Linked DNA regions of Homo sapiens: regions 2 and 3 are each linked to region 1. A link is a contact called in ENCODE Hi-C or POLR2A ChIA-PET data. All regions are on one chromosome and are shown on one strand. Each heading gives the region's core, a stretch centred on a gene start or an enhancer-like site at or near the end of the contact. The rest is flanking DNA. Distances are from core to core; before and after follow the strand shown.

Region 1 (3,686 bases), core at 512-3,011:
AGCCCCCGGACCCGGCGGATGATGTCAGGCGACGGGAGCGGCCGCGGCCGGGCCGGGGAGGCCGCGGCCCAGGGGAGCTGGGAGGGAGGGTGGCCTCGCCAGGCCGACGGCGCGCCCGGCCGCGCGGCGTTGCCTGGAGACGGCCCTGGCGGCGCTGTGTTGCTGTAAACAGCCGCTTCCCTGTTACTATCTATAGCAGGATCTCCTGGCTCCCGGGCGCGGCGGCTGGAGGCAGGTCTGCGGTCCGGCTCCCCGCGCGCCCCGAACTATCCGCCCGCCGGCCTCATCCTGCCTCGCCCCTCTCCAGGTGCCCACCGCGGGCCCCGACCCCCGGGCCCGAAGAGTGGAGAAGGGAAGACCGGGGCTGTGCGGGGACATGCGTCTTCGCGCCCTGGAGGTGGCCAGCGCGCTGGGGCTGAGCCCCGGCAGCGTGACCCCGGCTGTCCTACGCAGCAGGGCAGGAGATTGGGGGGCGTGGCACACTCTGGAGCACCTTGCCTCCCCAAAGCCCCGTGTTCCAGGACGTGGAGCCGCTCCTGGGGTCCCAGCAGTCGAGGTATTCCGCCCAGGCGCAGCTGGACACTGTCCTTCCAGCCCCCGTCCTCCACCCTCCAAGTCCGCGCTGGAAAATCACCCGCTGCGGGCTCCCGTAAGCACAGCTTCCTGGCGGGACCGAACCAGCCCTCAGCGCAGATTTGAGTTCCCCGCAGGAAGCACACCCCGCCTTGTCATCCCGAACTGACCACCCTGCCCACATAACCACACCTCGCACTCCCTACCCCTGGGGCCCAGCTCAGAACCGGGCAGACACCCCCTTCAAATGTCTTCGCACGTAGGTTTTGCACAGTGTTTATCTGCTGGTGTCTCAGGGATTTGACAGTTTCCTTAATATTCCCACACATGGCCGAGAAAAATAAATAAATAAATGCGCTGTCTTCTTTAAAAAAATAAATAAATAAAGTACCCAGTATCGTAAAGTAGGTTATCGTATTCTCTTATTTTGGATCCTCCACTTTCTGCTTCCAAACGCAGGAACAGTGCTAGTATTGCTCGAGCCCGAGGGCTGGAGGTTAGGGGATGAAGGTCTGCTTCCACGCTTTGCACTGAATTAGGGCTAGAATTGGGGATGGGGGTAGGGGCGCATTCCTTCGGGAGCCGAGGCTTAAGTCCTCGGGGTCCTGTACTCGATGCCGTTTCTCCTATCTCTGAGCCTCAGAACTGTCTTCAGTTTCCGTACAAGGGTAAAAAGGCGCTCTCTGCCCCATCCCCCCCGACCTCGGGAACAAGGGTCCGCATTGAACCAGGTGCGAATGTTCTCTCTCATTCTGCGCCGTTCCCGCCTCCCCTCCCCCAGCCGCGGCCCCCGCCTCCCCCCGCACTGCACCCTCGGTGTTGGCTGCAGCCCGCGAGCAGTTCCCGTCAATCCCTCCCCCCTTACACAGGATGTCCATATTAGGACATCTGCGTCAGCAGGTTTCCACGGCCTTTCCCTGTAGCCCTGGGGGGAGCCATCCCCGAAACCCCTCATCTTGGGGGGCCCACGAGACCTCTGAGACAGGAACTGCGAAATGCTCACGAGATTAGGACACGCGCCAAGGCGGGGGCAGGGAGCTGCGAGCGCTGGGGACGCAGCCGGGCGGCCGCAGAAGCGCCCAGGCCCGCGCGCCACCCCTCTGGCGCCACCGTGGTTGAGCCCGTGACGTTTACACTCATTCATAAAACGCTTGTTATAAAAGCAGTGGCTGCGGCGCCTCGTACTCCAACCGCATCTGCAGCGAGCATCTGAGAAGCCAAGACTGAGCCGGCGGCCGCGGCGCAGCGAACGAGCAGTGACCGTGCTCCTACCCAGCTCTGCTCCACAGCGCCCACCTGTCTCCGCCCCTCGGCCCCTCGCCCGGCTTTGCCTAACCGCCACGATGATGTTCTCGGGCTTCAACGCAGACTACGAGGCGTCATCCTCCCGCTGCAGCAGCGCGTCCCCGGCCGGGGATAGCCTCTCTTACTACCACTCACCCGCAGACTCCTTCTCCAGCATGGGCTCGCCTGTCAACGCGCAGGTAAGGCTGGCTTCCCGTCGCCGCGGGGCCGGGGGCTTGGGGTCGCGGAGGAGGAGACACCGGGCGGGACGCTCCAGTAGATGAGTAGGGGGCTCCCTTGTGCCTGGAGGGAGGCTGCCGTGGCCGGAGCGGTGCCGGCTCGGGGGCTCGGGACTTGCTCTGAGCGCACGCACGCTTGCCATAGTAAGAATTGGTTCCCCCTTCGGGAGGCAGGTTCGTTCTGAGCAACCTCTGGTCTGCACTCCAGGACGGATCTCTGACATTAGCTGGAGCAGACGTGTCCCAAGCACAAACTCGCTAACTAGAGCCTGGCTTCTCCGGGGAGGTGGCAGAAAGCGGCAATCCCCCCTCCCCCGGCAGCCTGGAGCACGGAGGAGGGATGAGGGAGGAGGGTGCAGCGGGCGGGTGTGTAAGGCAGTTTCATTGATAAAAAGCGAGTTCATTCTGGAGACTCCGGAGCGGCGCCTGCGTCAGCGCAGACGTCAGGGATATTTATAACAAACCCCCTTTCAAGCAAGTGATGCTGAAGGGATAACGGGAACGCAGCGGCAGGATGGAAGAGACAGGCACTGCGCTGCGGAATGCCTGGGAGGAAAAGGGGGAGACCTTTCATCCAGGATGAGGGACATTTAAGATGAAATGTCCGTGGCAGGATCGTTTCTCTTCACTGCTGCATGCGGCACTGGGAACTCGCCCCACCTGTGTCCGGAACCTGCTCGCTCACGTCGGCTTTCCCCTTCTGTTTTGTTCTAGGACTTCTGCACGGACCTGGCCGTCTCCAGTGCCAACTTCATTCCCACGGTCACTGCCATCTCGACCAGTCCGGACCTGCAGTGGCTGGTGCAGCCCGCCCTCGTCTCCTCCGTGGCCCCATCGCAGACCAGAGCCCCTCACCCTTTCGGAGTCCCCGCCCCCTCCGCTGGGGCTTACTCCAGGGCTGGCGTTGTGAAGACCATGACAGGAGGCCGAGCGCAGAGCATTGGCAGGAGGGGCAAGGTGGAACAGGTGAGGAACTCTAGCGTACTCTTCCTGGGAATGTGGGGGCTGGGTGGGAAGCAGCCCCGGAGATGCAGGAGCCCAGTACAGAGGATGAAGCCACTGATGGGGCTGGCTGCACATCCGTAACTGGGAGCCCTGGCTCCAAGCCCATTCCATCCCAACTCAGACTCTGAGTCTCACCCTAAGAAGTACTCTCATAGTTTCTTCCCTAAGTTTCTTACCGCATGCTTTCAGACTGGGCTCTTCTTTGTTCTCTTGCTGAGGATCTTATTTTAAATGCAAGTCACACCTAGTCTGCAACTGCAGGTCAGAAATGGTTTCACAGTGGGGTGCCAGGAAGCAGGGAAGCTGCAGGAGCCAGTTCTACTGGGGTGGGTGAATGGAGGTGATGGCAGACACTTTTACTGAATGTCGGTCTTTTTTTGTGATTATTCTAGTTATCTCCAGAAGAAGAAGAGAAAAGGAGAATCCGAAGGGAAAGGAATAAGATGGCTGCAGCCAAATGCCGCAACCGGAGGAGGGAGCTGACTGATACACTCCAAGCGGTAGGTACTCTGTGGGTTGCTCCTTTTTAAAACTTAAGGGGAAAGTTGGAGATTGAGCATAAGGGCCCTTGAGTAAGACTGTGTC
Region 2 (3,686 bases), core at 786-3,285, 360 kb before region 1:
CTGCACTGGCCCTTCCCCACCCACCCCAGCCCTGCCCAGCCCCGGTCCTCACCGTGTATGCCACGGAGCAGCACGTCCACGCCATTCTGATAGTGGTTGAAGGCCGCCTCATAGTCCTCACTAACATCGCGCTCCAGGGCCAGCCGGATCTGCGTGGCCGCATCCACCAGATAGTCACGTTTTGTCATGTCAGGCACTCCCAGAGCCACCCTGTTGCGAATCTGCTCCAGGTACACGTGAGCTTGGGACCGTGCTCGTGAGCAAGGCTCAGGCTCCAGGCCGGGGCTGGGCAGGCACTCACAGGCCACCAGGCTCATGGCTGCCCTGCAGCTGGGACCTGGAATGGGCAAATGCATTAGGGAGGACCTAGCTGGTAGCAACACCCCTATCCGCACCCCAGTTTCCTCCACTGAATGTCAGGGAGACTCATATTCACCTCCAAAGACTGAAGGGGTCAGAGCTAAAGTGGGTAAGGTCTTTTCATGGATCCAGGTCCTTCCTAAGTGGTGGTAATGATAGAATCATAACCAGCTCAGGATTCTGTTTTCTTTTCTTTTTTTTTTTTTTTTTTGAGTCAGAGTCTCGCTATGTCACCCAGGCTGGATTGCAGTGGTGCGATCTCGGCTCACTGCAACCTCCACTTCCCAGGTTCAAGCAATTCTCCTGCCTCAGCATCCCAAGTAGCTGGGATTACAGGCACTTGCCTACCACACCTGGCTATGTTTTGTATTTGTAGTAGAGACGGGGTTTTACCATGTTGGCCAGGCTGGTCTTGAACTCCTGACCTCAAGTGATCCGTCTGCCTCGGCCTCCCACAGTGCTGGGATTATAGACGTGAGCCACCGCGCAGGCCTGGGGCTCTGTTTTCCTTTCCAGTCAAATTCAGTTCAGCAAACATTTCTGGAGCATCTGGTACTGTGTTGAGCTCTGGAGAGAGCTGAGGATATCTGTGATCCACAGCCACCTTCACAGGGCCTCCGTAGAGCAAGCTTGGTATCCAGTACGCATTCAGCACATGGAGGCCACACACGCTGGGCTCAAATGCTGTTCCTCATGCTGTTCCCTCCACCCTGCCTGTTGTCTCCTCCCTGCTCCTCCTGTGGGAATCTCATTTACCCTTTGGGGTTTAGCACTTCTCCGTGGACCGGATGGATTGCCCCTGCTGTGTTTTGTTCCCTTGGTCCTGAGGTCAGTGTGGTCAGCGAGTGAGGACCCCTCCTGGAGCCAGCAGAGAGCAGAGCACAGAGCTGGGCTGTAAGAACTGTTGGCAGACGGAATGACTGAGTGGCAGACTCGGTGCCACGTTGGATGGGGGGTAGAAGAGGGCAGGGTGACCCAGCCCCAGGGAGGGTCGCTCTGTCCTCCTGGCTTTACTTTTGAGAAGGTCATGTGGCCTCCAAGGACCTGACAGCAGCTTCTTCCTGAGCAATGTGTGACCCAGGCGGCCAAAGGGATGACAGCCGTGGCTGCGGGAAGGGAAGGGGCTCAGAGAGAGGCCCACAAAGCTACCCCGCCTTTGCTCTCCCAGGTCCCACTGGGAATGGGCAGGACCCGGAACTTCCAACCCCAGGTCATTTGGAGAGAAAGAGGAGAGAGCAGGATGGGCGGTGGGGCGGGGAGGGAGACCCACAGCCTCAGCCGGCGGGGAGCTGAATCCCGGCCAGGATGCGGCCAGGAGGCAGAGGGAGGCCGCACCATCCCTGCTCGGCCAAGCCCAGGGGAACTTGAGGCTCTGAGGCCTTGCTCTGGGGGGTGCCCGGGTAGGACTGGCTTCAGGGTCCACCCCGCCGGGCAGGGTCCTGCCGGGCAGAGCCGCCGGCCCCGCCTGGACACAGAAAGCGGCGCGTGCAACCCACGGGGCCCCAGCCGCAAGGTGCACGGTCCCAGGGTGGAGGGACGGCCGAGGGGGCCCCTCGCCTGGGAGGGTGGAGAAGGGACCGGACAAAACACCGTACCTGCCCGAGCTGGGAGCCGGGTCCGCGGGCCAGGCCTCCCCCTCACGTACCGGCCCTTCACGCCAGAGCGCGCCGCGGGCCGCTGCTTTCCGGCATCCAGCGTGCGGGGCCAGCCGGTGCAGCGCGGCCATTGGCTGCGGATGAGCTCATACTTGAGCCTTAGAATAAACCACCAATCACCGCCCGGCTCGGCTCCTGCCGGCCTTAAAGCCGCAAGGTCTGCACGGCTGGGCTGTGAGGGGCGGGGGGCGGTTTAGAGAGGGGAGGGTGGGATGGGATGTGGGGTGGGTGGGGAGAGCAGGTCTAGAATCATCCAGGGATGCGGAAGGGGCTGCTTCAGAAATCTAGACGTGCCACTTCTAGGACTTTTCTCATTCATTGCTTCATTCATTTATTCAACGATTCAATGCTATGTATTGAGAGTCTCCCATGCATGAGGAGCTGGATGTTGAGATACAGCCGTGAACTAGACAGCGCTGTTTACATCCGCATGGGGCTTACAGTCTAGTGAGGGCTACCGAGAGTAAAGAACCCAGCAATAGAAGGCTTTTGATATCAGAACCGAGCTTAAAATTCAAGACATAGGCCGGGTGCGGTGGCTCATGCCTGTAATCTCTGCATTATGGAAGGCTGAGGCGGGAGGATCATTTGAACCTAGGAGTTCAAGACCAGCCTGGGCAACATAGGTAGACCCAATCTCTATAAAAATTACAAAATTTAGCTGGGCATGGTGGCGTGTGCCTGTGGTCCCAGTTACTCAGGAGGCTGAGGTGGGAGGATGGAGTGAGCTCGGGAGGTTGAGGCTGCAGCGAGCCGAGATCGTGTCACTGCACTCCAGCCTGGGTGATGGGGCAACAGATCACAGGCAACCCTGTGACACAGATCTCACCTGCAGGTTCAGTGCTGACTGGCTTCACACTGTCCCCCGGCTGCACTTGCTCTACCTTAGACACCCTTTCATACTTTCTCCCTCTGACTCCCACCCGTCCCCCTATCCTCACTCTCAGCCAGCACTGTTGCTTCATCCTTCCCTTGACAGCAGTGGCGCACAGACTCCCACAGGCTTGCTCTTGGCCCGCGGGCGGGGCTGTGCCCACACTCTGCTTCCAACCTTTTTCCACAGGTGACTGTCTGTGCCCCATCGAAGGCCACCCTTCCAGGTGGGCATCAGTCCCGTGCCATCACCTACTCAGCGACACCACTCCAGCGATTCTCCCGTCTCTCCCACTAGATAATTCCCACCTGATACAAACATAATGCTTGTTTCTCCCCTCTTAAAAGCAAAACAAGAAAACAAACCAAAATACACTCTAGGCCTCACTTCTTTACCTACCACCCTAGGTTTGCAGTACGGCTAATTTCCTTTTTTTTTTTTTTTTTTTTTTTTTTTTTAGTAGAGATGGGGTTTCACCATATTGCCCAGGCTGGTCTCAAACTCTGGAGCTCAGGTGATCCACCCACCTTAGCCTCCCAAAGTGTTGAGATTACAAACGTGAGCCATGACATCTGGCCCAAAAGTAAACTTTTAAAACACATCCTATAGAATGGGAGAAAATACTTGGAAATCATATATCTGATAAGGGTCTAGTATCTAGAATATATAAAGGACTCTTAAATTCAACAATAAAAAGACATCCCATTTAAAAATGGGCAAGTAATTTGAATAGACATTTCTCCAAAGAAGATATGCAAATGCATGCCATAAGTACATGAGAAGATGCTCTACATCAT
Region 3 (3,686 bases), core at 613-3,112, 300 kb before region 1:
ACGAGAGGTGCTTAGAGGCCCAAATTGGGTGCGGCTGCGGGGAGGTGGGAGCCAGGGGCCTCGGTAGGCATCATCCCTCCACCAGGGTGGTCTCGAGGAGACAAGGCCAACTGAACAGAGAGAGTGCGCCCTGCAGGCAGGGTCACAGGAGCCCTGAGGCCTCCCTCTGTCTGGGGCCTCCCTCTCTGGGGGGCTTCAGGGCCTGTGCTTACCCTCTCTGGTGGCTTCCTCTTGCTCTCTAGGGAGTGGCCTGTGGGGAGGACATGCAGACACGCAGAGGTGCTTGGGGAGGATGTGGAGGGATAGAGGGTGCCCCCTGCACCCCTTGCTCCCCTCCTCCTCCTCCTCTTCCTCCTCCTTCTCCTCCAGGAGCCCCTGTGCCTTCCCTGGGAGGTCTGACCCAGGCAAGCCCAGGGACGAGGGGAGGCAGTCATTAATCACCATTATTTATTATTTCTTATGTAACAGGGTGTTATGAAACATGCAACCCTGTACCAGGCACGACTGGGAATATGGGAAAGACAGTCCCTACCAGTAAGAGCTTCCTATGGGATGACCAGGTAGGTCCAGGAGCCACTGAGCAACCTGTGGACCAGCCTGGAACGTGGGGTGCAGGCCAGGCTGGAGGCGGGATGGTCCTGCTGCAGCTGAAAAAAAGGAAAAAGGAGGGGAGTGGGCAGCGGGAACCTCAAGGTGGGAAGGGAGCTGGGTTTCCACCCCCACCCCTCCGCACCTCGCCAGGCCAGGCGCAGACCAGCTCTGGCTCTGGGGTGGCCTGGGTCACAGCTGGAGTTGTCACAATATTGACCCAGGAGGAGATAACATCCAAAGGGCTTGGAGTCCCAGTCGGACAAGGAGGGGGATGTCGCCGGAAAAGATCCCTGGCCCCCAGGGGGATCAAACTAAATGGGGCTTTAATAGGTCTCTTCCAGCTCAGATTTCATGGATAATTGGAAGCAGGTCTCCAGCCAGGCAGAGTGGGCAGCCCTAGTGGCCTGCCGGGCGGCCACCGCAGCCAGGAGACAAGGAGGGACAAGGCGGGGTGGGGGTGCCACCTCCATGCCACCCCACTGTGGCCCAGTGGGCCTCTGGCCTTGCTGGGGCTTCTGGGCTCCCTTCTCTCTGTTCCAGAAGTGCTGCTGCTTTAACCCCCTCAGGGAAGGAGGTGGACAAGTGAGGAGACCTGAGTCATTTAGCTCCGGGGAAGGAGAGCAGCCTGTCCCAGCCACACATGCCCGAGGCTTCTTCCGTCATTCAAATACACATTCACATTTAAAGCTGGGAACAACTCTGAAAAATAATGTCTTCATTTTTTTTCTTATCACAAAAGGGGTACATACTTGCTGAAACAAAATTCAAGGTATATTAAGTAAAAAGTGAAAATTCTCTCCCCACCACACACCCATTACTCCTCTGTCCCTCTCTCACCACCCCCAGACTCTGCAGGTAGCCTCTGACTGCAATTTATTGGCTATCTTTCCAGAGCATCTCCAATGCCTTCTGAATTACATCCTGCTGCTTTCGCTCAGCAATGCATCATTGATATCCTTCCAAGGCCAGTAATTAGGGTGTGGACATTCGTCACTCCCATTTTAAAGATGAGGAAACAGAGGCTCAGAGAAGTTTCTTGGCTGTCCCGGGCTGCACAGCCAGGCCTCGTGCTCATCCTACCACAGCTTTCAGCCTCTTCCCTGGGGGCAGGAGGATGTGAGGAGCAGAGGGCTAGAAAAGCCCTGGGGGGGTGGTGGGTTGGGATGGGGGAGAGGGGCCGAAGAATAAGAAGGAAGCAGCAGCAGGCGAGGGAGGGTGTGAGGTCTCCTTGGAATGCGGCGGCGGTGCCCCTCCTCCCTGAAGGATCCAGGTTTTCCTCAGGCAGCGGAGCCTGGGGCCCTGGAGGCCTAGGCTGGGCAGAGCTGAGCAGCTGGCAGTGGAGGGGTTTTCAAGGCAAACCTGGCAAGAAGGCAAGACGGATTGCATTTCAGCCTGAACGTGCCTGGGATATGCACATGTCTCCCCAGGCCTTAGGGGCATTTCTTGCCTAACACCACCAGTGGGAGCTGGCTCTGCCCCTGCCTACTGAGGCTGACAGCTGGGCCTGTGTGCTCCCTCCACGGCTGCTGCCGTCTCTAGCGCCCTGGCCTCCAGCACATCCAGCAGTGGAGGGGATGCCCCTTATTCCAGCCATAGCCTAGAGCAGCCAAGAGCCAGCTCTTACTCACAGAGAGCCTGGGGCACTCCCTCAGGGAAGAGCCTGAGGGGACAAGCAGGTGGGAGGCCGATGTGGCCTGGGCCTCGGCCTGAAGAGTAAACAAGGAAGGCTCTGGAAAGCTCGTGACCCACAGGCCTTCACGCCAGACACACAGCCTTCCTCCTTCCTGCCTAGGACCTCCGAGAGGGACCCCGGGAAGCCAAGAGGACACGGAGGATGCGTGGGGAAGAAAATAGCCAGTGTCCCTCCTGGGCGGACGTAAGCACACATCCCCAGGTGCATGCATGCGCACACATGCTCATGCACACAGGCACGAATGCAGGGGGGAGAACTCAGAAGTGTGGAACAGCTGCCCAGCAGAGAGGGCTGGAGGGATGCTCTTGGGAGAGGCAGGGCCAGGGACCTAGTGGTCTTTGGAGAGCTCTTCACTCCTGAGATTGTAAAAAAATGCTCCCACAGGTACCACCCAGACCTTGGAGGGGGTCACAGAGATTCTCCCACAAGGCACTTAGGCCAATCAGGGAAGAGGACATCCATCCATTCCGTTTGCCAATATCCTTAGTAAACTTACTCTGTGCCAGGCTCCATGCTGGGAGTACAGAGGCCACCCGCAAGGCTTGACTAGCGCCAAGCACCAGTGGGAATGTGGGAAAGAAGGTCCCTACTGGAAAAGCTCATCCTCCACATGGAGCTGGCTGGGCAGTTGCGGAGGGACTGCAGAGCAGGCTTTGGCCAAGCTTAGTCCTGGATGAAGACCCTGCACCCCCACCCCAGCTAGTGGCCAGCTTAAAAGGAGCCTGGAAAGGCTGATGTCTGCTCTCTGCCCACAGCCCACCCCCATCCCCACAGTCCTGGCCCTGGCTGGGGCCCCAGGAAGGAAATCACTAAGGAGGATTGAGTGTCAATTCACAACCTAATCCCATCAGCGCACACAGCTACAGCACGGGCCGCCCCCTCCCCTACTCTGCAGACCCTGGCGGCTGCCGGCTGTCAGGCCCGGCCCCTGCCTGGCTGCGAGGCCAATTACTGCGGCCTTAATCACCACGGTGGCGGCGGCGGCGCGGCGTTAACAACTGTCTGCTCATCAGTCTCCTTCCTGGGGCGTCGTGGAGGGGATGACCCCATGCGGCTCTCCTCGAAGGAGCTTGAAACTGGATCCCAACAACAGCCCGATGGCCGCCGTCCAGGGAAACGCCTGGCTCCCTCCTGCTGCCTGCTGGTCTCCTGTGTGTTTGCCCAGCTCCTCCTGTCCTGGGGCTGAGAGCCCATGAGGACATGCCCGGGGACCCCGCATCCGCTGAGCGAGCACTAAAGCCATGGTTCCCTCTGGTTAGCACTGCCAACAACTGAGCCCGGGAAGACCGACGCTCCCTGCCAGCCAGAGCAAATTGGGTGCCCGGATGTTGAGGTCTGGTTGGCATTTCCTGTGTTGGCTTTGGCTGGTGAGGCCAGGCCAGTGGGCTGCCCTCTTGACCTG

The links. Hi-C counts contacts between places; a loop is a spot of excess contacts on that map. ChIA-PET counts read pairs that join two places held with the same protein, here RNA polymerase II (POLR2A). Pooled maps may share reads with other maps.
Region 2: a loop to region 1 is called in a pooled map, with 5 times the contacts of the local background. The contact joins the promoter of RPS6KL1 here to the promoter of FOS in region 1. A Hi-C loop is called at or near these places in 4 of 50 pooled maps.
Region 3: a loop to region 1 is called in a map of tibial artery, with 6 times the contacts of the local background. The contact joins the enhancer-like site here to the promoter of FOS in region 1. A Hi-C loop is called at or near these places in 1 of 168 maps with a recorded cell type or tissue (tibial artery). POLR2A ChIA-PET finds 5 or more read pairs at or near these places in 2 of 52 experiments (AG04450 and H1).

The regions. Positions count from the first base shown.
Region 1 is chr14:75,277,067-75,280,752 of GRCh38, forward strand. It overlaps FOS (Fos proto-oncogene, AP-1 transcription factor subunit), which reads left to right and starts at 1,762. Exons shown (of 4, transcript NM_005252.4): 1 at 1,762-2,057; 2 at 2,811-3,062; 3 at 3,494-3,601. The coding sequence starts at 1,917. RefSeq lists silencers at 1-435, 1,164-1,253, 1,604-1,663 and enhancers at 1,752-2,679, 2,034-2,093, 2,680-3,605, 3,632-3,686.
Region 2 is chr14:74,921,225-74,924,910 of GRCh38, forward strand. It overlaps RPS6KL1 (ribosomal protein S6 kinase like 1), which reads right to left and starts at 2,036. Exons shown (of 12, transcript NM_031464.5): 1 at 1,956-2,036; 2 at 754-1,261; 3 at 53-337. The coding sequence starts at 317. RefSeq lists enhancers at 789-1,560, 1,561-2,331 and silencers at 1,702-2,111, 2,202-2,261.
Region 3 is chr14:74,977,674-74,981,359 of GRCh38, forward strand. No RefSeq gene overlaps it. Among named protein-coding and RNA genes, the nearest start is that of EIF2B2, 23 kb to the right of the region's middle. RefSeq lists enhancers at 2,249-2,874, 2,875-3,500, 3,501-3,686. Within about 2 kb of position 1,863, at least 9 of the 41 ENCODE cell types and tissues checked have a DNase peak (open chromatin) inside an H3K27ac peak, as active enhancers do.